Linked DNA regions of Homo sapiens: all the other regions are linked to region 3. A link is a loop called in an ENCODE intact Hi-C map of the cell type or tissue named here. Cell type or tissue: PC-3. All regions are shown on one strand. Region 1 has its middle 180 kb from the start of SPATA18. Region 2 overlaps SGCB (sarcoglycan beta). Region 3 has its middle 52 kb from the start of SPATA18. Region 4 has its middle 110 kb from the start of USP46. Region 5 has its middle 280 kb from the start of USP46. Region 6 has its middle 120 kb from the start of SPATA18. Region 7 has its middle 6.4 kb from the start of USP46-DT.

The links. A loop is a pair of places that touch in the nucleus more often than their neighbours do. Peaks named below come from ENCODE experiments on the same cell type or tissue, not always from the same donor. Only the 100,000 strongest peaks of a DNase experiment are listed, where the experiment ranks them.
Region 1: it touches region 3 in a loop (6-fold over the local background); 5 of 110 quality-filtered maps call a loop at or near these places.
Region 2: a loop joins it to region 3, with 6 times the contacts of the local background. A loop is called at or near these places in 2 of 110 quality-filtered maps.
Region 4: a loop joins it to region 3, with 5 times the contacts of the local background. A loop is called at or near these places in 2 of 110 quality-filtered maps.
Region 5: it touches region 3 in a loop (4-fold over the local background); 2 of 110 quality-filtered maps call a loop at or near these places.
Region 6: a loop joins it to region 3, with 2.9 times the contacts of the local background. A loop is called at or near these places in 4 of 110 quality-filtered maps.
Region 7: it touches region 3 in a loop (12-fold over the local background); 2 of 110 quality-filtered maps call a loop at or near these places.

The regions. Positions count from the first base shown.
Region 1 is chr4:52,232,281-52,236,280 of GRCh38, reverse strand. No RefSeq gene overlaps it. Among named protein-coding and RNA genes, the nearest start is that of SPATA18, 180 kb to the right of the region's middle. In PC-3, a CTCF peak has its summit at 1,627 (motif pointing left); a DNase peak (open chromatin) is centred at 1,630; H3K4me3 peaks cover 357 bases; H3K27me3 peaks cover 445 bases.
Region 2 is chr4:52,027,590-52,031,589 of GRCh38, reverse strand. SGCB (sarcoglycan beta) reads left to right here. Exons shown (of 6, transcript NM_000232.5): 3 at 1,727-1,912; 4 at 2,669-2,860; 5 at 3,491-3,622. Among named protein-coding and RNA genes, the nearest start is that of SGCB, 8.7 kb to the left of the region's middle. In PC-3, no CTCF peak of the experiment used is centred here; a DNase peak (open chromatin) is centred at 2,419; H3K27ac peaks cover 625 bases.
Region 3 is chr4:52,101,683-52,105,682 of GRCh38, reverse strand. No RefSeq gene overlaps it. Among named protein-coding and RNA genes, the nearest start is that of SPATA18, 52 kb to the right of the region's middle. In PC-3, a CTCF peak has its summit at 2,181; DNase peaks (open chromatin) are centred at 192, 2,152 and 2,882; H3K4me3 peaks cover 488 bases; H3K27ac peaks cover 1,430 bases.
Region 4 is chr4:52,543,338-52,547,337 of GRCh38, reverse strand. No RefSeq gene overlaps it. Among named protein-coding and RNA genes, the nearest start is that of USP46, 110 kb to the left of the region's middle. In PC-3, CTCF peaks have their summits at 1,494 and 1,694 (motif pointing left); a DNase peak (open chromatin) is centred at 1,687; H3K4me3 peaks cover 350 bases.
Region 5 is chr4:52,374,386-52,378,385 of GRCh38, reverse strand. No RefSeq gene overlaps it. Among named protein-coding and RNA genes, the nearest start is that of USP46, 280 kb to the left of the region's middle. RefSeq lists enhancers at 140-687, 688-1,236. In PC-3, a CTCF peak has its summit at 2,077 (motif pointing left); DNase peaks (open chromatin) are centred at 2,085 and 3,355.
Region 6 is chr4:52,170,837-52,174,836 of GRCh38, reverse strand. No RefSeq gene overlaps it. Among named protein-coding and RNA genes, the nearest start is that of SPATA18, 120 kb to the right of the region's middle. In PC-3, a CTCF peak has its summit at 2,464 (motif pointing right); no DNase peak of the experiment used is centred here.
Region 7 is chr4:52,663,853-52,667,852 of GRCh38, reverse strand. No RefSeq gene overlaps it. Among named protein-coding and RNA genes, the nearest start is that of USP46-DT, 6.4 kb to the right of the region's middle. In PC-3, a CTCF peak has its summit at 2,075; no DNase peak of the experiment used is centred here.

The DNA of each region.
Region 1 (4,000 bases), 130 kb before region 3:
TAGACTGTAGGCTCCAAGACAGCTAGGTTTGCTCATTATTTATCTTCAACTTCTAGCACAGTACCTATCTCATAATAGATGCTCAATAAAAATGATTAACTCATTTTCATTCAAAAAACAATAATTTGCACAGAGTGGAACATAAAACTGTTGAAAAGTGAGAAATAAAAGAAACTTTTTATTTAAAGAATGTGAGCCCCTTTAAATGATCAGGCCCAGAGGGGCAATGAAATGTGACAGCAGTCACATCTCACTCCTCACCCTGGAGCTAAGTAATCTCCCTGCTATATGGGCTCTAGACTGAGCGTCGCCACTGAGTAGCCATAAATTAACCCAACAATGTTATGTGCTGGACATCATAATTCACACCCTATAGTTCAACAATGTATAGCCAATCAGGAGTCAATGTTATTTCTGTAAACCAATGAGAATTCCTAAAAAACAAGTTTTGTAATCAACCCTTCTCCTGATTTGTCCTTTTTTCTTTGAAAACTTGAGTCTCTCCTTTGTTCTTTGAAGCAATTCCCAGTGTTTCCCAGGGTAAGTCATCAACCTTGGCCCAAATCAACTCTATATTAATTTTGCCTCTGTGTCTTTCTTTAAATTGGCAATAGCCTTATGTAAATAGATGTCAATGATTTTTTTAAAGTGGCATTTGAAAATAAATCAGGTGTTCAGTCTCACTTCAAAGCAATTTAACTTTTAAATCCCTATGTTTGAATGTAAAACAGAGATCATCTTGGAAAATCTCAGACACTGGACACTTTAAGTTCCTTTCATTCTTAGATAAAAATCCTAACAACAACTTGCACTTTTTAAAATTTTTATGCTGGTAAATGATTTTCACGTTGAAAGTCAAAGAAGCAATTAAATTAGTGAATTCTGCTGTGATCGAATAAGCCAGTTAAAACATGGACCTGCTTCATAAGTAAATTTGCACTTTTTGGAAAGAACATAACTGTCCCCAAAGGATGGACATGGGTCCAAAGCCAGGCTTTAGCTTGAACTTTTTAGCTATTTCCAAGAAGCAAAAAGAGCTATGGTTCTCAGAGATTTATTTTTCTTCTCTATAGAGACAAGTCAGCATTTTGAAAAACAGAGGGTTCTTCTGCTAAGCATTTCTGGGTAAGGGAAAGCACCACTCTTGTATTTCAGCTCTATTTTTAAATTATAAATCATAGCTGGAAAACTAAAATATGGCAACAACAACAGGATGGTGAAAAAAACATGAATGCAGACAGTTTTTTTTTTAAGCGACCTTTAATTTTAAAAGCACTAAATCCATCTGCAATAACTCTTCTAAATTGTTTTGTGAGTTTGCCCTATAGCCTTCGGACTTTCTGTTTTGGCTTTCACATTGTCTAAACAAACTCTTGAAAAAGAATGGTTTTTGTAGAAATTTCCCTAGAAAATGAAGAAAGAGAAGCTCCAACACAGCAGAAAATTGTGCTGAAAGAGGAATTCTAGTTGGGTGGATGAGGGTGGGTGCAGGGCGAGGACACACAAATTCATGGCCATTAGGTAAGAAATGCAAAATAAGCAAAAACACAATGAGTTTGCTTTGGAAAATTTTCCAAGAACAGATTATTCCTGGTCAGGTAGTGGAGCCTTTTGAATCATAGAGCTCTACTGACATCTAGTGCAGAAAGGCATAATGATCATCTATGAAATGCGATACCCTACTGTCTTTTATTACATGTCCTAAAAAGTCAACTATGTATGTATCGTTATTGGTCAAGGGAAACCATAGCAAGTAAGTCCTTTAACAAAGGGCTTTCTTATATAACATCTTCCTTCATTCTCTCTACAGTAACCCTGCAAGCAAAACAGAAACATTATTATCAATCTCATTTCACAGAGGGGAAAACAGAGGCTTAGAGAAAGAGGTTTAGTGACTTTCCTAAGATGACATGCCCACTGAGGGCAGAATCAGGACAAAAACAAGTCTTCTATGATCTCAGACCTTGATTCCCTGCAAATCTCCCCTCTCCACCCACAGTTCTGCCTTCCCAGCTTCAGAGGACACTGAAAGACTCCTCCAAAGGTAAATGTGGACATCCTCCTCATTTGGGAGAAGGGAAGGAGAAAGGGGCAGGGTCTTAGCTTAACCCCATAGAAATTAGAGTTGAATGTCTCTCTGGATTTATGCTACACTGGCCTATGAAACCACGAATTAGGAATATCAAGTTCCCTAGCAAAAATGGTAGTTGGAAGTAAATACAAAAGGGAAGAACTCCAACTAGGAAAGCATTGCAGAGTCCCTGATATCCTTTTCCTTCTTTTTTGAACAAATAAAAAAACACCCACACAAACACCCACCCCCCTCCCCCCCCCACACACACAAGTCTACATACAGAGAGATGGATGGATGGAAAGATAGATAGATGATAGATAGATAGATTTTAGAAAACAAACATCCAAAAGGGTGTCTTAGGATTTTCTCCTTAGTCTATTTTATGCTGGTAGCAGATACCAAGCATCTGATTTTAAGTTTTTCCATTTAACAGCAAAAACAGAAAACAAACAAAAAGCAGGAGTTCAAATAAATCCAAACAAATAGTGAATAATTTACAAGAAGAATAACTGCAGGGAGACAGCATCTTGGGGGATTTCTTTGTTTGTTTTTTAGAGATGAGGCTTGCTATATTGCCCAGGCTGGCCTCAAACTCCTGGGTTCAAGCAATTCTCACACCTCAGCCTCTTGACTAGCTGGGCCATGCCACCACGCCCAGCGAAAAAGCTATTTTTGCATTTAAGGAGTGAAGATAACTTTATGGGAGAGAATGTTTGTTTTCATTTGGGTTTCAAAGGATTTATTTAGGGATAACTGCAGTTCCAATTCAGATTTCTGACCAGACCAAATGACTCAAGGGATCCTCCCACTTCAGGCTCCTGAGTAGCTAGGACTACAGGTGCTTGCCACCATGCCTGGCTAATTTCTAATTTTCTTTTGTAGAGACAGGGTCTCCTCATGTTGCTCAGGCTGGTCTCAAACTCCTGGGCTCAAATTATGTTCCCACCTTGGCCTCCCAAATGTTGTGATTATAGGTGTGAGTCACCACACCTAGTCTACTTTCATATATTTTAAAAAATATAATCTCAGCTCCTTTAACTAAAACTTAAAAAGCAAGCAGCCCAGGCGCAGTAGCTCACGCCTGTAATCCCAGTACTTTGGGATGCTGAGGCGGGAGGATCACGAGGTCAGGATTTCTAGACCAGCCTGGCCAACACAGTGAAACCCCCTCTCTACTAAAAATACAAAAATTAGCTGGGCGTGGTGGTTGGCTCCCAGTTACTCAGGAGGCTGAGGCAGGAGAATCGCTTGAACCCGGGAGACAGAGGTTTCAGTGAGCCAAGATCGTGCCACTGCACTCCAGCCTGGGCAACAGAGCTAGACTCTGTCTCAGAAAAAAAGCAAGCAAAGAGAACAGACATTTGCTCTTCCTTGACCAGTAGTCAGCATTCAACATCCTGAAGAAAAATAAATTTTTTAATAGCTCATTAAAAAATCTGATCATTTTATGTTGAGTTGGTTAGAAAAAATGTTCAAAAGAACACTCCAGAAAATTTAAAATGAGATTGCGATGGAAGGTGTTTAGAACTTATGATATTTCCAGGCATTCAGTTTTAATATTTGACCCATTAAGACATGTTTTCATTGGAATGCTAAAAGCAAAGAAAAAGGGCTTTAATACAGGGGAAATGATGATTTGCTGAAACAATATAATTATTTGCTTAACCAGAAAATTATAATTTACTTAAACTCCCAGAAAATTATAATTTACTTAAACTCCCATCCAACTCAGGATTTCATTTTCATATCTATTTCATAGCCTTTGACATGGAAAATGAACATATTAGAACTTGCTGAGAGATTGATTAGGGCATCTTTATCTGAGCAGTAAACAACTGGAATTTGTCATCTACAAATGTTGTCTATGCTTAACATTTGTCTTTTGTGCCAATAGAAGTCCTGGCATAATAAGCAAAGGAATAGTTT
Region 2 (4,000 bases), 74 kb after region 3:
TCAATGAAACAAGAATAACATGCCATTTAAAAGGCACAAGCCAGGCACAGTGGCTCATGCCTGATAAAGTGAGACCCTGTCTCTACCAAAAAAAAAAAAAATTAAAAGGAACAATTAAGAACTCATAGATATGCGCGTGCACACACACACACACACACACACACACACACACACACACACACATACACACACACACAGAGATGAATGGGTGGGTGGGTAGATGGATATAGGTAGGTAGGTAGGTAGGTAGGTAGATAGACAGAAGACATTAGAAGATAAAAAAACTCTTCCAGAAATTTCAACAAAATTAATCAACTCAGGAGCTCTAACATGCTGTTAATAGGAGTTTCAGAAAGAGCACAGAAAACACTGGGGGGGAAATGATCAAATACATAAGTCAAGAAAATTTCCTAGAACAGATTGAAAACTACCATACTGGGTCCAGCGTAATGCATAAAAAGACACAACAAGGCCATTATTATGAAATTTAAGAAAACCAGTAATAAAAGATCCTAATATCTTCCAGAGGGGGCAAAAAAGCAGGTTATGTATAAAGAATACAAAATCAGAATGGAATAGGACCTCCCAAAAGCAGCATTGGGACCTGGAAGGCAATAAAGCAATGGCTTTCAAAATTCAGAAAGAAAATAATTTTCCATCTAGAATTGTATACTTAGCCAGTCCAGCAATCAAATATGAAGCATTATAAAGACGTATTTTTGCCATGCACACTTTCCAAAAAATTTTACTTCTCATACATTGCTTAGAAGCCACTGGAGGATGTGCTCTACCAAAAGAAAGATGAGGATACAGGAAACTGGGTGTCTATCAGAAGAGAAAGACAAAAGGAAGTTCAGCATGAACGTAAGGGAAAGTTTATGATTACAGCTGTGCAGGGGGCCCATACAGACCAGTCCAGCCCACGCAGACCAAACCAGAAAGATACAGGTTCCAGAAAGATTTCCTGAGAGAGAAAAATAGAACTAATATATTATCTGAGAGGCTCAGACCTACAGAAAATTGTATTGAGAGATTTTACAGAAATAGTGGAGGATTTGAGATTAATTAGATTTTTAAAGAAACTAAGGAAAATGAAGTATTAAATTCTGAGAGACAAGGTACAGGAAAGAAACTGCCATTATAGGACATATTTGGTTTGGTAATGAACAATATTTATATGGTTGTAATACTGAAAATAATGACCTTGGATTTAATTAAAACTTGAGATTGGAGCTGGAAAAGAAAAGAGATATAAATGAGCTAAATTTATCATCTGCTAAAATAGAAAATTAATAATAAAACCTAAATTATGATAAATGAAGAAATAACATATTTAGAAGAAATATTTGTTAGATATTTTAGAAATATATGTTTAGAAGAAATACATATATTTAGAAATAAGGAGATAAATTCTAGATGAAATAGCTAAATTTGTTGAAAGTGATTGTTCCTGGGAATGAGATGTGGAGAGGGTAGAAAAAATAAGAAACTATTCATTTTAAATTATAGACCTTTAGCACATTTTGACTTTTAGCTATTTGCATGTAATACCTTAATAAAAATAAAATTCGTTTTGTTTATAAGTGGAAAATTAATTGATATATTTACCTCACTGATAAAACATTTTAGGAGGTCTTTAACATTTTGGTGATAATATTTTCTATTTGTTTTCCAATTACATTAAATGTATGCGGCCTACCAACAGTGGACTTGTGTTCTTTTTCAGATAACACTTGTTATTTGGGCCGTGATTCGCATTGGACCAAATGGCTGTGATAGTATGGAGTTTCATGAAAGTGGCCTGCTTCGATTTAAGCAAGTATCTGACATGGGAGTGATCCACCCTCTTTATAAAAGCACAGTAGGAGGAAGGCGAAATGAAAATTTGGTCATCACTGGCAACAACCAGCCTGTAAGTTGCCACATTAACTGAAAGAAATGCAAACAGGAGAGGGGCATTAGAGAAAAATACTTTGCAAAAACCTAGTTGATTATTGGAAAGAGATATTTTCCCTTAGAAAAATTAGTATATTTATAATATATCTATAAATGTATGAATATAGTGAATACAGTTTAAAACATCCATAAATATTAATATTTAATAATACTATTGCTTTTATCATCTGTTAAAATTAGATGATTTCTTAATATTTGAGATTTTGTTCAATGGTAGCATTTTCTATGACAGATGTAATTTGTATGAGAATACATAGGTTACTCTTTTCTCCTCCATATGAGGAAGCCATTAAGAAAGCACTTTCCCAGGTGAGAATACTCTGTAGTTTTGGGGGCTCTTGAAGAGAATATGCCAATCTAGTCAGTGGCATCCCATGCCAAGAGCTGAAAACATAGTTTTCAACTGAATAAAACCTCAAGGAGGTATTCTTACCACCACCCCTGCCTATCTTAGGCCTTGGGCCATGTTCCTCCATGACTCATGCATTTTTGCAGAGCTAATGAGCAAATAAATGTATAAACCTTCATTCTAAAGAACTCTTCTTCCAAGTGGATGGAGGGAGAACAGACAGAGTTAAACGTATTTGAAGTTAGTCTGTTATTGGGGTTTTTAAATTTCTGTAATTTTTGTAATTTTTAAAATATATTGTTCAGGAATTTTGTTTGCAGTCTTCTTTGAAAATATATTCACAATAAACTGTTTTTTTTGAAGATTGTTTTTCAGCAAGGGACAACAAAGCTCAGTGTAGAAAACAACAAAACTTCTATTACAAGTGACATCGGCATGCAGTTTTTTGACCCGAGGACTCAAAATATCTTATTCAGCACAGACTATGAAACTCATGAGTTTCATTTGCCAAGTGGAGTGAAAAGTTTGAATGTTCAAAAGGCATCTACTGAAAGGGTATGATTTATTGGCTTTGTTTTACTAATGGGAGAGAATTATTCTCTAGAGTTATAAAGTGGGAAGAGAGTTATACTGTTGTTGTTTTTTTTTTGAGACGGAGTTTCGCTCTGTCGCCCAGGCTGGAGTGCAGTGGCGCGATCTCGACTCACTGCAAGCTCCGCCTCCCGGATTCACGCCATTCTCCTGCCTCAGCCTCCCGTGTAGCTGGGACTACAGGCGCGCGCCACCATGCCCGGCTAAGTTTTGTATTTTTAGTAGAGACGGGGTTTCACCGTGTTAGTCAGGATGGTCTCGATCTCCTGACCTCGTGATCCGCCCGTCTCGGCCTCCCAAAGTGCTGGGATTACAGGCGTGAGCCACCGCTCCCGGCTGAGAGTTATACTGTTTTAAAGTAGTATAAAAGAATATATTCCAGAACACCGGAAAGGATTAATTCTAGATTTGTAATTAACTAGCTTGTGTGATCATTATCAAGTCATCTTTATCTCAATTTCCACATCTCTAAAACATTAATAGAAACATTTGACTTTCATCTCTCATGACTGAAGCTTCTATTTCTCTATCTCTGATAACAATTCTCACATTAATTTAGAAACTCTTTTTAGTACTTGTTTTTTAAATTTTCAGATTACCAGCAATGCTACCAGTGATTTAAATATAAAAGTTGATGGGCGTGCTATTGTGCGTGGAAATGAAGGTGTATTCATTATGGGCAAAACCATTGAATTTCACATGGGTGGTAATATGGAGTTAAAGGCGGTGAGTATTCTTTTAAGAGCTTAAGAGAATTATTAGGTTCTTGGGTACATAAATCCATATGTGGAATAGTATACAATTATTGAAAATGATATAATTGTCTATTTTTTGACATGGAAAGATGTTCAAAGTGGGTTGTGAAGTAAAAGAAAGTTACAAAACAATTTGTGAAATTCATTATTTTTATTTTTCAGAACATATGTATGTTTATAAAAACCTAGCAGGGTGTGCCAGAATGTCAACAATGTTTAGCTGTGGATAGCAAGATAACAGATTATTTGTTTTATTTTTATTTCTACTAGCCTGTATTTTCTGTTTCTTTCTCTCTTTTTTTTTTTGTATAATGATCACTTGTATTGTTTTAGAAGGCAAAAAAAAAAA
Region 3 (4,000 bases):
ACTTGTCACTTTATAGCTGCTTCTTTGACGTTCTATAGAAATTTGCGTTCTCAGCCTGCTTATTTAACACATCTTCTGTATTGTTTCAAATTCAGCTCCCACAGATGTTCCATTTTGTTCATCAAGAAAGTGAGTCTCTGGGAAGTTAAGTGACTCACATAAGTTCACAAAGGAAGCCATGGGCAGAGCAGAAGTTCTCACCTCAATGGCCTGAATCCAAGGCTTGGGCACTAGTTCCACAGAACAAACAGCCTGACCATGCGGCTCGGCGGGTCAGGAGTTGGTTCTCCCTGAGTAATAGAGCTATGCAGGGCTCAGCAATTCTGGAGAATGGGGATGGGATAACCCAGTTATCTGCCATCCTTCTAATGTACCTATATTTACTCCAGTATCTCTCTCTCTCCCCTGTCTCTTTCCACTTCAAATACGCCCCTCACACTGACTCATCTACAGCCTTCTTTCTTGCCCACCCAAATCAATTTCTGCTTCCTTCCAGTGCTCAGAGAGAATTTCCACCTCTGGTAGGAAAGTCTGGTTGCAGTGAGAGATTTTTCCCAGTTAGGGCAAAATCCAAGTAGGGAGGAAAGGAGAAGGGAGAGAAGGTAAGGAAGACAGATCAACACCCTATATCTGCAAGATGGCACCTTAACAAGGGTCAACCTCAGGGAGTCATTTCTGGTCTTTTTTCTATACCCTTTTATTCCTGACACAAGTCTCCCTACAGGCCCTACATCCCTCTACAGAAATAAGATCTCCAGGGTCCTTCTTCTGAAGTTTCTGGCCTGAGGGTTATTTTAAAGTTGGCATCAACTCAACTCAGACACTACTCTAAGAAGGGGAAGATATTTTACTTCATGAGTGAGTGATTTTTTTCTTTTAAGACTCAAGGTGTGAGTAGCTTCTCTCTTTGAACCCTCCCTCTCAAAAAAAAAAAAAAAAAACAGGCTTTCTAGCTGGAATATTTTACATATTCAAAGTAAAACTGCCCACAGCCACATCTTGGGCCTTTTCAGTTTGACAGTATCTGTGGTAATGTGTGTGTGTGTGTGTGTGTGTGCTCACGTCTGTGTGTTCGTGCAGAATGGACTCAATCCCACACTCCTTAAGCCAGTCCTGGAAGGTCTGTTGGTCTAAACCTGAGGGGAACCAGCCCAGTGAAAACGCAGTACCTTTGGCTCAGCCATACCTTGCAGACTTCATTACCTGGAGTCCTGAACTTTGCACAGAGCATCCACAATCTGCTGCCCTCAAAGCATGGCTAGAGAAATAATAAAGTAGATACCACACTCACTACTCTCAATAAAACCCACAGAGTTGAAATATTTCTTTCTGCAGAGATTTTTTTAAAAAAAAATTATTATTAACTATATTTTTTTTGCCTTCATACAGAATTGTGCCTCTTTCAAGTACTCTAGGAATTTCACTCTGGCAAGTTCCTACAATTTCTTTGAGAGTTGCTTAGCAATATTATTCCATCTTTTAGGGGAAAACTAAAACACTTACTTGAAATAACCCTAAGAGTTTCTGAAATTGAGTTTGGGTCATGTAAAATATTAATCATTTGAAAATCTTGGAAATCATAGAGGATCATGAAAGAAACCATTATTTTCTCCTTTTTTCCATGTTTAAGAGCAAAGACCTACATCCAAAACATTTGTTAACAAATTGCAATAAGAACTCCAAGTTGACAAGATGATGGTATTGGTTTGCATAAGGGGATTTTTTTAAAGTAGCAAAAAAAAATGTTCTAGCAGAAAAGTTGCCTCCTGAGCCTTAATGGGAACAAATGCATAAATCCTTTACTACATATACAGTTATTTAACACTCCACATTTTCTTTTTTTTTCACATTTTTTTATTTTTTATTTTTATTTTTATTTTTTTCTCTCTTTTTTTTTTAATTGCCTTAATGGGATCAAATGCATAAATCCTTTATTACATATATAGTTATTTAACACTTCAAATTTTCTATCACACTTTTTATTTTATCCCTGGCTACCCTCCATCAATTTATTATCCAAATTCATGGAGAGCAGTAAGACCAGTAATTAAGTTATAAATTTTATCTGAGGAGTTGCTATTTGTTTCCCAATTTGAATCTTATTACTAACTGCTGGTATCCTCTCATTTCCTAAGCAACATTGCCATCTCATGGCTAACTCCATACATTTCCCAGGGAAACACCAGGCCTAGGTGAACTAGAGAGACCCTAATAGGATCAATGATGGGAACTGATTTATGTCCCTAGAATTTCCTCCAATTGTCGATCAAGTTTGGTTACAGAGGGAGAGCTCATCCCAGGAAATTGTACAACTTTGGTTTCCAGTAATCAGTGTCATTTTATCTTACATTATCACCTTTGGCTATTTGATGAAGAAAAGTTTAATTCAGTCAAGGAAAACACAAAGAGGAAAATCTGTCATTGCCACCAAGGCATCTCTTAGATCTATTAGCCAATGTATTTGAAACGCTGGCACACTCCAAGTGGAGTTACTTTTGGCCCTTTCCTGGAGATTTTCAGAACGTACTTGTCAACACTAAGATACTGTAATGATAAGAAATTATACCCAGACTTGAAAAGAAGAAAAATGCTTCAATTTTCATGAATGGAAATTGCAACAAGTTCAATTCAAGTATTATCTTTGGAACATTTGCCAAGTAAACAGAAAAAGCCAAATTTTTCTATTCAGTGTTTGCGAAAATTTTAGTTGAGGTAGGCCACCTGTGAGATCTAATATTTGAATGTCAGTTTCACTCCATTTTAGATTTTTCTCTAGAGACTCATATGAATAACTATAAAGATGTTCCCAAATCTGAATCATCCAGGTGACATCTAGCTCTATTTGGCAGATGACCATGACTAATCAAACAATGACCAATAGGGACTCATTATTCTAAGTCTATGACTGCAAATCTCAATGACACATAGTGAACACAGACTTGTAAGATGGAAGGAAATGACTTATAAGTTTAGTAAGAAAACATATTCTGTCAGTTCAACAAAGAAGCTGTCCAAATATAAACCACAAGATAAGCAAATTTTTACCTCTAGGGAAGACAGAAGTACTATACTTTCTCATCCTTCTCCTTTTATTGAAAATTTAATTGCATAGCCCATAATTAGCTATTTACATATGAATTTTCAGTAAATTATCTATTTCTGGATTGTAGCAAATAACATTCTGAGAGTCTTTTAAACGGAGACATCATTTTCCATTTAGAAATTTCCATCTATTGCATGTATGATGCTGCCCCATCATATATGCAATAATTTATTTTTGCAATATTCTCCTTGTCGGGCATTAAGGATGGTCCAGACTAGTGTTTTTCACACTTGGCTACTGATGTTGAAAATACAGATGTCCCTGGAGACTTTGATCCAGGGAGCTTGAGGTGGGATCCAAGAGTTTACCTCTAATAATCAAGCCAAGTGATTTTCATCATCAAACAAACTTTGAAAATACTAGTCAACATTTTCATTGAAGTTACTCAAAATCTAAGTATATTCAAAGCTCAGACTTATTGGAAGTGTAATTCATCTTAAAACTTGTCACTTTTTAATAACCCATATATTTTTTAAATGTGAAACATAATTTGAAATGTTCATAAAATGCATTCATGAATTATGATATAAATGAATCTTCACATGAAATGCTATTTAGTGTGTCCTAATTTTGAATAATGTGTATTTGTCACTTTCATTGGCTCATAATTCCATTTAAGATTAGGTGTCTGTATTTTTTCATAAATTTTTTGATGCCTAATATTTCTGCATATTTATGAGGTACATATCATATTTTGTTACATGCATAGAATGTGTAATAATCAAGTCATGGTATTTAGGATATCCATCACCTCGAGCATTTATCATTTTGTTGTGTTGGGAACATTGCAAACCCTCTCTTCTAGCTATTTTGAAATATATATTGTTATTAACTGTAGTCACCCTAATGTGTTACTGAACATTAGAACTTATTCTATCTGCATGTATGTTTGTACTG
Region 4 (4,000 bases), 440 kb before region 3:
AATCCATCAACAAAGGCAAAACTTGGTTTCTTTTTTAGGGTGGTTGCTTATTTCACTTGAACGTATGAGGCAAGGTCAAGGTCTGCCTGCCGCTCTGCTCAGTGTTTAGTGAGAAACCCTCGACTTCAGATTGTGGGGCAGCCAGGAAGACAGCAGGCTGGGGTAGGAGATTAGGGTGCGAACAAACCTTGTCCCTGCAACTCTGTGCCAGGCTACACTACCAGAACTCAGAACGCGGAATTTCAAAGCTGCTGAGGAGAACAGGCTGTGAAACACCCACTACCCCAAAATGACGGGAGCCCTCATTTTTAGGAGCGTGGAGGCATGGATGGGTGCACCCACTCCTTGCTGGTGCCCAGTTGGGCTCAACTTTGTCCTTCCTCTTGATGTTGTGCTTGAAACTGCCATCCTCTCCTGAGCATGCAAAACGACTCAAAATCCTGAGTGCTGTTTTTCTTTTTTGGCTGTTGTTTTCAAGAAAGAGCAATCTAGCTGATGCTCTCTATTTTATCCTCAGTTAACACACTGTGATTACAGCCTGACTCCCCCACCACGTCCTGTAAAAACGAAGGGTGGGTATGTGAAAATTGCCTCTGGTGTTTTTAGCACTAAGGAAAAAACTATTCATTTGTTCTCCACAGGCATGCTGATATCTTATAAAATCCTCCTGGGCCACAGATTGTGAGGTCACTCTAGGCGAGAACAGGACAGCCTCTTCCATCAAACTCCCTTTGGCATTCACTTGACTGGTCCACTTCAGTTCATTGTTTAAGAATAATAATGATGCGATGATCATGCATCCTTCTGCAGCTTATCTGAGGAGAGGAGATGGGGTGAAAAGTATATATTTTTTTTCAAACAGGAAGCTCTTTTTGGTAAAATATATCAGCCCCTTATATTCTGTTGGTATAAGACATTTCCCCAGAATGCCCTGGGTGAGCTCAAATGTCTGTGCAGCTTGTCCTGAGGGCTCCACAAGGTTCTGTACTAACCTGTTTTTCAATTCTGCACCATCCAACACAGTAGCCACTGGCTGCATGTGGCTACTAAGCACTTGAGACATGGCTTGTCCAAATTGAGATATGCTATAACTGTACAATACTCACCAGATCTCAAAGATTTAGTACAGAAAAAGAATGCAAAAGATCTTATTCACAGGTGTCTTTACTGACTACATGGTGAAATAATAGTATATTTGATATGTAGGTTAAATATTATTGAAGTATTACTTAACCTATTTTTAAAATTTCACCTTTTCTCTTTACCTTTTTATAAAATAATTGTTTTCCATTAAAAGTTTAGTCCAGCTTTCCAGAAATTGATACGCAACCTTTCCTTCAGATCTTTTATCTCTCCTTGATAGCTTTTTATGCTCGGTTCCAATGACTTCGCAATCTGGTACCAAATGTTAGAATATGTATTTGAGTCTCTGCCTTGGTCGATCTATTCATCTTTAAAACAGAGGGCTGGATGTGACAGGACTCCAGAGGCTCCTCCTGGCTCTAGCATTTTATGATTCTGTTTTAAAATTTGAGACCTGAAAAGGAGAAAACTCTAGATTAATTTCTGAAAGTCTTGACATTTGAGGGGTGATAAGGTTTTCCGAAGATAAAATCTTTTTAATGGATCCTCTTCCTGCTGAGCTGGAAGCCTGGAATCAGTCCAGCGAGTCGTAGGGCAAGGAGGGGCAATGCTGCCTCCTACTGGGCTAAAGGGGAGCAGCAGGTCTAGAGGGGAAGTGTCCCTGTGCAGCCACTAAGTGCTGGCCAAATCTGAGACAGTGAGGGCAATAACGGCTCCGGCAGCAGATGCAAAGTGTTAGTGTGGGGGACCCCAACAACTCCTTTAGTGGGCTTGCTCGGTCTGCCCCACATCTCTTGCCAAAAGTTCAACATTTGATTCAAATAGGAGCTGACTGTCCCCTTCTGGTCATAGCAATTGCTCTGAGTGTCTGTCATCTGGGCAGGTGAAGCTGCGAGGATGTGAACACAGGATCTGTGCTCTCAGGATTCAGCCTCAAGGAGACAGCAGGCCTGTGAGAAGGTGCCCGACAAGCCAGGAGGAGCAGACTCAGGAGGAGGGGCTGGGTGTGTTGGAACAGGCCTGTGGTCCAAGCTGCTCTTGGGGGAGGCTGAGGTGGGAGGATCGCTTGAGTCTAGGACTTGGAGGTTGTAGTGAGCTGTGATTGCACCATTGCACTCCAGCCTGGAGACCCTGTCTCAAAGACAGAGAGGGAGAGAGAGAGAGAGAGAGGGAAAGAGAGAGAGAGAGAGAGAGAAGACAGACAGACAGGAGAGAGAGGGGAGTGTTAGCTTAGGCTAGTCCAAATTGAGTTTTTTCCCCGTTTGACCAAGAGTCCTGACCAGTACACTCTATAAAGCATTCGTTGTTGTTGTTGTTGTTTTAAGATGGGGTTCTTCTAGAGTCGCCCAAGCTGGAGTGCAGTGGTGCGATCATAGCTCACAGTAGTCTCAACCTTTGAGGCTCAAGTGATCATCTGCCTCAGCCTCCTGAGTAGCTGAGAGTACAGGCATGCACCACCACACATGGCTAATTTTTGTATTTTTTTGTTGAAATGGGGTCCCACTATGTTGCCTAGGCTGATCTTGAACTCCTGGGCTCAAGCAAACCTCCTGCCTCAGCCTTGAACAGTACTGGGATTACAAGGATGAGCCACCACTCCAGGCCTATAACACATTCTTTTTTTTTTTTTTTTCTCAGGAATTAACATATTTTATTACTGTTGGCTGTGAATTCAACCTTAAATTTTTGTCCAGATTAGAAAAAATATATACATGAATACATTTATTCACTTCCTCTTTTTTTTTTTTTTTTAATTTTTTTTTTTTTTTATTATACTCTAAGTTTTAGGGTACATGTGCACATTGTGCAGGTTAGTTACATATGTATACGTGTGCCATGCTGGTGCGCTGCACCCACTAACGTGTCATCTAGCATTAGGTATATCTCCCAATGCTATCCCTCCCCCCTCCCCCGACCCCACCACAGTCCCCAGAGTGTGATATTCCCCTTCCTGTGTCCAAGTGATCTCATTGTTCAGTTCCAACCTATGAGTGACAATATGCGGTGTTTGGTTTTTTGTTCTTGCGATAGTTTACTGAGAATGATGGTTTCCAATTTCATCCATGTCCCTACAAAGGACATGAACTCATCATTTTTTATGGCTGCATAGTATTCCATGGTGTATATGTGCCACATTTTCTTAATCCAGTCTATCGTTGGACATTTGGGTTGGTTCCAAGTCTTTGCTATTGTGAATAGTGCCACAATAAACATACGTGTGCATGTGTCTTTATAGCAGCATGATTTATAGTCCTTTGGGTATATACCCAGTAATGGGATGGCTGGGTCAAATGGTATTTCTAGTTCTAGATCCCTGAGGAATCGCCACACTGACTTCCACAATGGTTGAACTAGTTTACAGTCCCACCAACAGTGTAAAAGTGTTCCTATTTCTCCACATCCTCTCCAGCACCTGTTGTTTCCTGACTTTTTAATGATTGCCATTCTAACTGGTGTGAGATGATATCTCATAGTGGTTTTGATTTGCATTTCTCTGATGGCCAGTGATGATGAGCATTTCTTCATGTGTTTTTTGGCTGCATAAATGTCTTCTTTTGAGAAGTGTCTGTTCATGTCCTTCGCCCACTTTTTGATGGGGTTGTTTGTTTTTTTCTTGTAAATTTGTTTGAGTTCATTGTAGATTCTGGATATTAGCCCTTTGTCAGATGAGTAGGTTGCGAAAATTTTCTCCCATGTTGTAGGTTGCCTGTTCACTCTGATGGTAGTTTCTTTTGCTGTGCAGAAGCTCTTTAGTTTAATTAGATCCCATTTGTCAATTTTGGCTTTTGTTGCCATTGCTTTTGGTGTTTTAGACATGAAGTCCTTGCCCACGCCTATGTCCTGGATGGTAATGCCTAGGTTTTCTTCTAGGGTTTTTATGGTTTTAGGTCTAACGTTTAAATCTTTAATCCATCTT
Region 5 (4,000 bases), 270 kb before region 3:
CAAGAGGCTGGAGAACAGCAAAGATGCATGTCTGCTCCTTCTGCTGGCATCTCTGACCTTGAAGGGCACTGACCTGATGCCAATAGGATCGCTCCTGTATAGGGTGTCTGACATCCCTTTTTTAGAATGTCACCAGTTGGGTTGCATGGGGAACAAGACCCATTTAATGAAGCACTTTGACTATCCCTTGGTGGAAGGGGTGTGCTTCGCTGGGGGGAAACCCATTCATCTGGGCTGCCTGGATCCTTCAGAACTACCAGGAGGAAAGGCTAAGTCTGCTGGTCCACAGAGACTGCAGCCACCCCTTCCGCTAGGGGCTCAGGCCCAGGGAGATCTAGGTTCTGTCCCTGAGTCTTTGGCTGGAGTTATTGGAGTTCCTGCAGGGAACCCCCACCCAGTGAGGAAGGATGAGTCAGGGTCAGGCCTGAAGAAACCTCTGGCCACAGTCTGCCACAGCTGATGTGTTGGGCTGTGGGGGATACATCTTGGGACCAAGCTGTCCAGCCTCCCTGGCTCCAGCAGGAGAAAAGCACAGCCTGGAGCTATAGAGATGGAGGCTGTCCTTCCCCAGCGCAGGAAGGTTAGCGTGTTAGGCTGTTGTGAGTCCCAGTGCTGGCTGCTGCCCCTCCCCCGAGGAGCTCAAAGGGCTTAGACAGCAGGTAGCCACAGCTGTGGTGCTGGTCACTCCTCCGCACCACCACCCCCCGACCGCCGAGCTCCAAACTCCGTAGGCTTAAGCAGATTCCAGCTGAGAGGCTGATGAGAATCTGCGAGGGTCTGAGGTGGGGATGCTAGGCCCTAGTGGTGTGGGTTCCCAAGTGGGATCTTCCGATCCATGAGTTGGGCAGTTCCATGGAAAAATCACTGTTTCCCCAGCCGGGTAGCAGCTCACTCACTGCCTCCCTTGGCTGGCGGGGGTGGGCACTCCCCGGCCCTGGGAGGCTCTTAAGTGGGCCACCACACAACACTGCTCTTCCTTCCTCTCCGTGGATCACTCCAGCCGCCTAGTCAGTTCTGATGAGAGAACCTGGATACCCTGGTTGCCAGTGAAGCACTCACACACTTATTATATTTCTTTTTGATGGAACCTCCGATCAGGGCTGTTTCTAGTCACCCACCCATCCTGGCCCCGCGCCCTCAGGTAGTACTTTATATCAGTTTGAAAACAGACTAATACAGAATAATTTTTCTTTAGGGGCTTTGGAGGAACGTGGTCTGCCAACACACTGGTTTTGGACTTCTCTCCTCCAGAACGTGAGAGAATAATTTTTTGTTGTCACATGCCACCCTGTTGGTAGTACTTTTGTTATGGCAGCCCTAGGAAACTAATACAGAGTCCCTGTAATAGGCACAAGCTCACGTGTCCTGAAGGCTACAGGACTTTTAATTCCACCATTTCAGCCAAGGACCCCAAATAAACATTTCCCATGAGGAAGCCTCCCACGACCACAATTTCCTTCTCTGTGTCCTCTTACTCTCTTCCTTAGGGTCCACGTTTCTTTGTATCAGGGTTGACATTTTAATACACATTAAGGATTCATCAGGAAGTAAGAGATTCCATCCAGGACCACAAGGCCCACCCATCTTTCTTCCCAGAGTCTTCCACTTCTCCTCACCTGGTCAGGTGGGTCCTGAGATGCCCAGGGCTGGATGCCAGACACCCCAGCTGCCCAGGTACTCCTGCCCCGTAGTGAGACCCACATTTTCAATTCACGGTGGGGTGAATTTTCAAAGGGAACCACTTTCTTTCATCTTTATCTATAGGATATTTCCCAAATAACATGTATGTTACTGAGTTCGTGGACATCGTCAAAGACAGCCAGATTCTCTTTAAATATCTGCTGGGCGGCCTTCTTCCATAGAATTCAAGAAAAAAAAAAATGACTGTCTGGCTATCGTCCTCTGTAAATCTTGTTCTAGCAAGTTCTGCATCCACTTAACTTTATGAATTTGGATTCTGTGGTTTGGATTCCATCCCCACTCCTCCACCATCCTTTTCCCAATTTAAACCATTCTAATCTAGAATTTCAGGCAAAGTTGGGGGCTGGGGAAGCTAAATCGATTGTTTTATTTTTGTCTCTTGCTGCCCCCTGCTGGTCAAATTATTGCTTTCTTTTTCTTTTTCTTTTTCTTTTTTCTTTTTCCTGTTTAACTCAGGAGATCAATGGACAAGTTTCTAGGGATGGGTGGGTGAGGGAGAAGCAAGTGTCCTAGATGACAAGACAATGTCAGACAAGTTTCACTACTTGAGGTTCTCGGTTTTTTTTTTAATGAAGAAATGGCAATTGTGATATTTAAAACATGTTTAGCTTATTGGTCTTTTTTTTTATTTTTTAATTTTTAACACTTTTTAAGGGACAGGGTCTTGCCCTGTTGCCCAGGCTGGAATGCAGTTGTGTGATCATAGCTCACTGCAGCCTCCACCTACTGGGCTCAAGCCATCCTCCCACTCAGCCTCCTGAGTACCTGGGACCACAGGCATGCAACACCACGTCCAGCTTAATTGGTCTTTTTAACACACACAAATACAATATACTATAATGGTGCTTCCCCAGATCATTTGATTTCTGAAATTATCAACATGCACTGCTGGTGGTATGGACTAGTGATGGGTCACAATCTTCCTTCAATCTCCTTAGCATGTCAGGGTCTGCGACTGCATCCAGCACTGCACTTAGCACTGAATTTGGGGTGACAGCGAGGCACTTTGCAACCCTCTGATGGGTTTCCTACCATAGAGCTAGGGTGTGGCCTGGACTGGTCCTCAGAGAGCCTCCAGGGATGAGGTGGTGGAGGGAAGATAGAAGGGGGTGGGAGGTGGGGAGGGCCAAGTCTCTGGGGATCAGTCTTCACAATCGCACCCGATTCAAGGTGAAAGCCTGTGTGCCCTTTTCCCCTGGAAGCCATCTGTGTTAAAAAAACATCTTTTGGGGGTAGACAGGCCTGTGAAGTGCCTCTGTTCAGAGCTTCTCCGGGGTGGTGCGTTTTCCAGGGCGGAAGGCCATTAAAAGCCAACCCCTGAACCCAAGAACTTGGCTGCAAGAGCAGAAGGAAGACCACTGAGACCAACTCCACGGAGCAGGCTGCCCAACACGAGAAAGTCAGGGCCTGCTGCTGCTTCCTGGGCTACTGCAGCTACTGGAACAAGGATTTCTGCTCAGGGTTTCAGACCAAGGACCTCACCCTGGAGAGTCAGGGCCTTTTGGGAAAATGCAGTTTCCTACCAGCAAGAGCGAGTCCATCACGCTGTGTATCCCAGGAACCATGCAGCTTCGAGATCTGTTCCTCCCTCCTCCCTTCCCTGTCACATTCTCAGTAGGCACTCCAACGTAATTCAGTTAGCAACAGTATTTGCTTTTCACTGTGAGTCAATTCCAATGAACTTTACCATCTACACAAGTTGATCTAAGATGTAGGACAGTGAATCAGAATCATATTTAAGTTGAAGGAACTGAAATGACAATGTGTGTTGCACTTCCCACCTGTTCATGGATTAAAATTCAAGCCCACATACTCACCTGCTCAGATATCTCTTGTATTCCACCAGCTGCCCATCTTGTCAATATCTCCAATGCTGTGCCTTCCTCCAGATCCGCTTCTATCTCAGGGAGAAGCATCACAGTCCACCCTGATTAAGAGTAACTGAGGCCAGGCATGTTGGCTCACTCCTGCAAGCCTAGCATTTTGGGAGGCTGAGGCGGGCGGATCACTTGAGCTCGGGAGTTTGAGACCAGCCTGGTCAACATAGCGAAACTCCATCTCTACTAAAAATACAAAAAAATTAGTCGGGCATGGTTGTGCATGCCTGTAGTCCCAGCTACTCGGGAGGCTGAGGCAGGAGAATCGCTTGAACCCGGGATGTGGAGGTTGCAGTGAGCCAGGATTGCGCCACTGCACTCCAGCCTTGGTGACAGACCAAGACTGTGTCTCAAAACAAACAAACAAAACAACAAAACAAACAAACATACAGAAAGTAATTGAGAGTAGAGCTCTAGAAACT
Region 6 (4,000 bases), 69 kb before region 3:
CAAGGAAAGCCTGCAACCACTAGAAGCTGGGATTGGCAAAGTATTCTCTCATAGAACCTTCAGAGTGAGCACAGACCTGCCAACACCTTGATTTTAGACTTCTGGCCTCCAGAGTTGTGACAGAATAGATTCCTGTTGTTTGAAGCCACACATTTTATGTTAATTTGTTAGGGAAGCCGTAGGAAACTAATGTGAAAGTAAATCTAACGTACTGAATTTTCTCACCTAAGAGAAGGCAGAAATTTAGATGTAAAATCTCCTTATTTTTAAATGTTAACAATTTCTGAAATTTCAAAACACTGAGCTGGCCAAACCAATCAAATGTACAGGTGAATTCTAGATCACTGATACCAGTTTGCCACACTTTTACTAAACTCACGAGATCTTCCCTATGCTTAGCCATTACTTAGTCAATTTCTAGCTCGAAGCACATCCAAAAATCAGATTTTTATGCTTCATGTGACCTGTTTTAGAAAAAGGCTCAATTGATTTCTGATCTCACAAAGCAGGAAGCAAAAATAATCTATTTACATCCATCATTGGTGAACATTAAAAGTGAGAAACATTTCAGATCACTTGTTTGATAAACTTAGGGATATAAACACATTGATTAGCTTTTTTTGAACTTATGCTAAATTTGAGGTGTGTGGACACCCACCTTTGTCAAAGTTAAAACAGCAAACACTAGTTAGAAAACCAATGGCCCCTTTGGAAGAAATCAGCCCTGAGCCCACCTCAGACGGCTCCTCTTGGCATTCCCAGAGAGCCTTGAATAATTGTTGTTAGATTCATTCTGTAACAGTTTTAATTTGCTATCTCCTCATTGGCATTTTTAGATTGCTAAGTCTTTTTGCCTGGATTTCAAAATATTTTTAAGAGGAAATAGCAGCTAAGCTTCTCCATATTTGGGCTAGGGCTGGCCAGCAGGAGATCTGGGCTTCGATCCCAGTTTGCCACTAAGCAGCTGCATGACCCTAGTCAACTCTCTTCACCTCACTAGGCCTCAATTTCCTGTAGCTGATCTCTGAATTTCCTTTCAGCTTTAAAAATTATTTTGACAGTGTAATTTAATTATACAATAAAATCTCAAATGTAATTCATCTTTCTTTAGACTTACCCAAGGGTGGGGAAGGCAGAACACATGCTTTCATTCATTCTCACTGGGCTTCTACCATGTGCCAGACATGCTGTCAAGTGCTGAGGCAAAAACCTGAATGCAACACAGATCCTGCCTCAAAAATCTTACAGCCTATTGGGATTTGGGGGTACAGCTACAAAGAAGTCAACAATTTTGATATAGAACTGTGTTGGAGGGATGCATGGAGCTCAAGGGAAGCCTAGGAAAGGCTATGCGACTCACATAGAAAGAGTCACAGGAGGGTCCCTTGAGAAAGTGATGCTTAAATTGCATTTGTGGAATGAGCAGGGGCTAGAAAGGCAAAGAAGAGACATAACAGGCCATATAGAAGCATAAAGAAATAAAGTAGCCTGGAAAGTGCATGGGACTCAGAGAATGGCCAATAATTATTAGCTAAATGAATAAAATGGGACAAGAACACCAACAACTAAACTACATTCTACTCTACTCCTTCAAGGAACATTATTTTCTAGACATTATAAATAGATGTAAGATAACAGTCTTACCAGTGAAGGAAATCTAGGAAATGTCTGCCATCACAATGGCTAATAATAAAGAATTTTCCTTTTCCACACACTCATTCATAAAACTTCAAAGTTCTTAGGTGAATAGATTCCCTAAACTTCTGTTGCTTAAAGATTTTACCACCCAACTTCTGAAATTATTCACAAAGGACAAACAGGAAGCTAGGGCTAACATAAAGCCTCTTAGCCCACTATAAAAGACCAAAAAATGCTTCATTTCTATTTGAAGATATTCCTTTTAATTTGGTAAGAATGAGAGTCTTGGAATCAAAAAATGATTCCCTGTTCCTGCACATTCAAACACATAAAACACAAGATCTATAGACTACGACCTCCCACAATCTAAAGAGTTATTATGAGTTGCTTCTAAAGCTGTTGCTTTCAAGGGTCAAAGGAATCAACCAATGAAAGAAAATGGTAGATAGCCATCAGTCAAAATCTCTCCCTAAGCAAGTTAAAGTGCTACAGAATTAACCACTGTATAGAAACTTTCTGAAGCTTCAAATTAAAGGAACTCATCTGACCTTTTATTTAGAGCTAATGTGTTTTCAAGAAATTCACCTGCAAAAAAAGTTTGCATCTTGGGAGAAAAAGAGTTGAAAAATGTACACTGTCTATTATCTTTAAGAATAAACCCACATTAAATAAGTTAGTTTGCACCCACATTTCCAGCATGTTTATGCAACTGCTACTAGGATCAGTTCAATTGTTTTTACTTAGGAAACAACAACAACAACAAACCAAAACCTGGGTCACTCCACAGGACTCCTTTTGATACTCTAAATGTTGGAAGACATCTTGCCAGCAGGAGGCAGTCCCCAACTGGTAAAGGCACAAATGAATGGAAACAACCACCAACTAGTAGAGAAAAGTTGGCTTAGACACTTAGCAAAAATGAAGCCAAGAAACAAATCTTAACTTGTGGTCTTGCAGCCCCTTTCCCGCTCTGCTCTTTGCACCCACTCCAATCTCTTTTTGCTTTGTTATAACTGAAGATGGGACTTTATTATACTAGCAGTCATATGCATTCTAGTATGTCTCAAGAGACCTTCAAATCCCTTTCTTATAAAATTCATTTTATCTCACCCACTTATCTCCCCTTAGATGGGTGGGAGGGAAGACCATTTAAAATATATGAACTTTGATTCATATGAATAGATGACAACCAGAAATTTGAACCTGTTTTATTGCTGGTGTGATCAGTGATTTAGACTCATTCATATATGAACTACAAATACTTGTCAAAAGGAACATATTTTGCAAAACTAAACATTTTTCTTTAAATATTCCCTTGTTTTCACCAGACTTAACTTGATGTGCCTTGGCTCACATTAACTTTATTTTTATCTGTTTCCTGTGTATAGTCATGATTTTATTGACCTTTAAAATTAATTGATTAAATATGAGGACTTGAAAAAGCAAACATGAATAATACTCTGATTCTTTGGGTTTTATTAGGTAGATCAGACAGTTCACTTTTTTTTTCTTCAAGAAAAACATTCAAAAATATTATTTCTTCATGCCATCATCTCAAGCTTGAGAGGGCTCCTTATTCTTTTCCAAGGGAAGTGCAGTGTTCTGGATCCAGGAATTATTTTTTTTTTCCTTAACAATTAAACTTTTATTGCTGGTCACAGTGTCTCATACCTGTAATCCCAGCACTTTCAGAGGGTGAGGTGGGAGGGTCGCTTGAGCTCAGGAATTTGAGATCAGCCTGGGAAATACAGTGAGACCTTGTCTCTAAAAAAAACAAAACAAAACACAACCCACACACACATAGACTGAAGAGATAGAAGAAAAAGATATTCCATGCAAATGGAAACCAACAGAGAACACAGGGGTGGTTCCAAGATGGCCAAATAGGGACAGCTCCAGTCTACAGCTCCCAGCATGAGCAATGCAGAAGACGAGTGATTTCTGCATTTCCAACTGAGGTACCAGGTTCATCTCATTGGGGCATGTCAGATAGTGCGTACAGGACAGTGGGTGCAGCCCACCGAGCGAGAGCCGAAGCAGGGTGAGGCATCACCTCACCCAGGAAGCGCAAGGGTCAAGGAATTCTCTTTCCTAGCCAAGGGAAGCCATGACAGACAGCACCTAGAAAATCGGGTCACTTCCCCCCTAATACTGTGCTTTTCCAAGGGAGCAAATGGCACACCAGGAGATTATATTCCATGCCTGGCTCAGAGGGTCCCACACCTACAGAGCCTCACTCATTGCTAGCACAGCAGTCTGAGATCTAACTGCAAGGTGGCAGCAAGGCTGGGGGAGGGGTGCCCGCCATTGCTGACGCTTGAGTAGGTAACAAAGCAGCCAGGAAGATTGAATTGGGTGGAGC
Region 7 (4,000 bases), 560 kb before region 3:
TAATCACTCTTAGATTTATTTCTACAGTGCAGACTTTTCTTCTGAGCCCTACATGTGTATAGTGAAGGGCTTACTTGATATAATGATTCAGGTGTTTCACGGTTATCTCAAAGTCGACATTTCTGAACCAAACTCATTTCTCCCTCATTACCTCACCTGAACCTTCTCCTTCAGCATTCCCAATTGTTAAACAAAACAAAACAAAAAACCCAAAATGACATATCTCTTCATTCCAGTCAGAAATCTCAGAAATCTGGGACTAGCCCTTGTCCTTCATCCCAGTCAATCACAAATTCAGCTGACTACCTCCAAAAAAGGTCTTCAGTATGTCCACCTCTCTTTGTCCACGGCTACTCCCCTAAATTCAGACTATCAACAACTGTGGGACTCTCTCACCACAGATTTCTAACTGGCCTCACCAAGAAAAATGTTGCTATCTTTTAACCCTCTTTCCCCAGAGTGTAGCCAACTAGAGGAATCCATTCTTTCAGTTAATCAAAAGGTATTATCAAATAAAAATCTAATCACGTTCCAACTTAGCTTAAAAATCCTTCAATGGCCTTTTACTTGGCAGTTCACAATATGCCAATTGTTCAAAGGCTTAAACAACTTTTATTATTATTATTTTTTAATAGAGATGGTGTCTCACTATGTCAGCTAGGCTGACCTCGAACTTCTGGGCTCAAGTGATCCTCTCGTCACAGCCTCCCAAGTACATGGGACTATAGGCGTGTACCACCCTACTTGGCTAACTTAGGGAATCTTAACCACCCGTAAATACCCCCATGGTTTTAGATGTAGTTTCCATTGTAGGAATTCTAATTTGATACTCATGCCAAAGTTATCTTATCCTTATACTAATAGCACACAAAAAGTAGCAAAGACATTAATTAACAATGCCAATGTATGCTGCATTAGAAATTGAGTTATGTAAGCGCTGATTCCACCTTCTTTTATCCCAGGATGGCAAGTGCCTCACACAGTGTCTGGCACAGAATATGTCTTTAATAAATATTTATTGGATACATGGTGATTAAAGGGCTGTCAAAAAGTTCTGCACAGAATTGAAATGTAATTCACAGAAATCAATTTGGTAATCAAACTCAAGTCTACAGCCAGAAAAATATTTTTCCATACTAGACAGCCAGTGTTTGCATATCAAGTGAGTGGCAATAGCTCATTTGGCAGTGAGGGGAAAAGAGGAAAGGAATTAATGTGCCAGGCACCGTACTTCAGACTGGATAAGACTTTTTTTTTTTTTTTTTAATGTATAAGACAAGATTCCTTCCCTCTAGAAGCTTCTAGAGCACTTAGAGAGAGGCAATTGTCCAAATATTCAGTATTCAATTTATTGGCTACTCCTATGGACCTCTCCTTCCCCTTCCCCTTCCTTCCTTCCTTCTTTCCCTCCCTCCCTCCCTTCTTTCTTTCTTTTCTTTTTCTTTCTCTCTCCCTCTTTTCTCTTTCTCTTTCCCTCCCTCCCTCCTTCCCTTTTTCCTCTTTCTTTCTTTTATTTCTTTTCTTTCTTTCTTTCTCTCTCTCTCTCCCCCTCTCTCTCTTTCTTTCTTCCTTTCTTTCCCTCCCTCCCTCCTAGGCTCAAGCAATCCACCTGCCTCAGCCTCCCAAAGGGCTGGAATTACAAGTGTGAGCCACCATGCCCAGCCTGACCCTTTTCTTTAAGTGTAAAATGGTGATCAAAAGCAGACCTATTTTTTCATGTCTGATGGGGGATGGGATACAGACATCAAATAATCCCATGTACAATAATAATAGATATCACTTATACAGTGCCTATTACATGCCAGGCATGTTCTCAGTACTTTACATAAATTAACAAAATCACACTCTGAGGAGGTACTCTTAATATCTTCACCTGATAAGTAAGGAAATTGAGGTATAGAGAGGTTAAGAAACTTGCCCAAGGTCATATAGCTAGTCCAGGCAGGCTGACACCAGGGTCTACGTTTGAACCACCCACTCGACTGCCTTCATGCAGTACTCTATGGCATGAATACATTTACAAATATAAGTGCCATGAAGGGAAGACAGGTGGTGCTATAAGAACATATAACAAGGGCATCCCACCTGTAGCAGGGGACATCTAGAGGTTGAGTGGGTGTCATCTAAGCAAAAAGAGGGAGGAAGACAGAGGTGGACACAAAACTGGTCACAGCTGAAGGGTAAGTATGGAACCATTAGCCACCTGGATGCAGGAATTCATTGATGGACTGGGGAGAGCAGTATGTGTGGGAAGCTATCAGGGAAGGTCTCAGGGAAGAGGCAAATCTGGAGAAGGCAAAGTTTGAACCCTCTAAACTGGTTTAGAGAGGAGTGATATAGTTTGGATATTTGTCTCCCATGCGATCTCCAACACTGGAGGTGGGACCTGGTGGGAGGTGTTTGGGTCATGGGGGTGAATCTTTTTGGAATGGCTTGGTGTCCTTGCCACAGTAATGAATTAATTTTTGCTTTATTAGTTACCACGAGATCTGATTGCCAAAAAAAGAGAAGTCTCCCTCCCCTCTCTCTTGCTCCCTCTCTCGCCATATGACACACCTGCTCTCCCTCCGCCTTCCGCCATGAGTTAAAGCTTCTTGTGGCCTCACCAGAAGCTGAGCAGATGCTGGTGCCATGCTTGTGTAGCCTGCAGAACTGTGCGCCAAATAAATCTCTTTTCTTTATAAATTACCGAGTCTCAGGTATTCCTTTACAGCAATGCAAAATGGATTAAACACAGACAAAGAAGAGAGGAAAAGGAAATATCAAAGATTCAAAATGAGCCTAATGAATTTCAGGGACAGGAAGAGACTGATGTATTAGGATTCTTTCAGTTGTAACTAGTAGACATCCAGTTTGAACTGGCCAAAGAAATGAAGACTATACTGGCTTGAGTTACTAAAAAGCCCAGGATTTAGATCCGGTAGTGAGTGGATAAATGAATTTGTTAGGATCTCTCTCATTTCTCAGCTCCATTTTCCTATGTTGGCTTCATTCTCAGGTAGTGGAAAGATGGCTGCTGTAGATGAATATCTTATCAGCTCAGCAAACTCAGGAAGGGGAGCATTTCTTTCCCAAAAGTACCAGGACTAAGTCTCATTGGCTCAGCTCATATTACACCCTCTTTGCTGAACCAGTCACTCTGGCTGGGTCATAAGGCACTGTCATTGGCCAGGCCTGGATCATGTGCCTTCCTCTGGCTGCACAGGGCTAGGTTAGCCACATCTGAACCCTAGGTCTGAGTGTGGGAGATGGAAAGTTCCCCAAAGTAGAAGCTAGGAGTTGTTACTGAAAGGAGAATGGATGCTGTTGAGGCAAAAACAGAATTCTACCACAAGTCATTGGCTGGAGCAGTGCTCCCAAAACTTTTTGGAGAGTCTGATTTATTAGGTCTGGGAAGGGAACTGAAAGTCTGTACTTCTGACAACCTCCTGGTGACGCCAATGCTGTTAGTCCATGAACCATACTTTGTGTAGCAAGAGACACATCACCTCCCTCAAATTAGTTTAGGCTATTGTATTAGGCCATTCTTACATTGCTGTAAAGAAATATCTGAGACTAAGTAATTTATAAAGAAAAGAGGTTTACTTGGCTTGTGGTTCTGCAGGCTATACAGGCAGCATGGCACTGGCATCTGCTTGGCTTCTGAGGAGGTCTCACAAAGCTTTCAATCATGGTGGAAGGCAAACGGGGAACAGGTGTCTCATATAGCAGAGCAGGAGCAAGAGAGATAGAGAGTGGGGGGAGGTGCCATACACTTTTAAATGACCACATCTCAGGAGAACTCACTCACTATCATGAAAACAGCACCAAGCCATGAGGAATTTGCCTGCATGTTCCAAACACATCATACAAGGAAGGCCCCACCTCCAGCATTGGGGATTACAATTCAACAAGAGATTTGGGCTGGGTCAAATATCTGAACTATACCATTCCACCTCTGGCCTCTCCAAATCTCATGTCCTTCTCACATTGCAAACTACAATCATGCCTTTCCAATAGG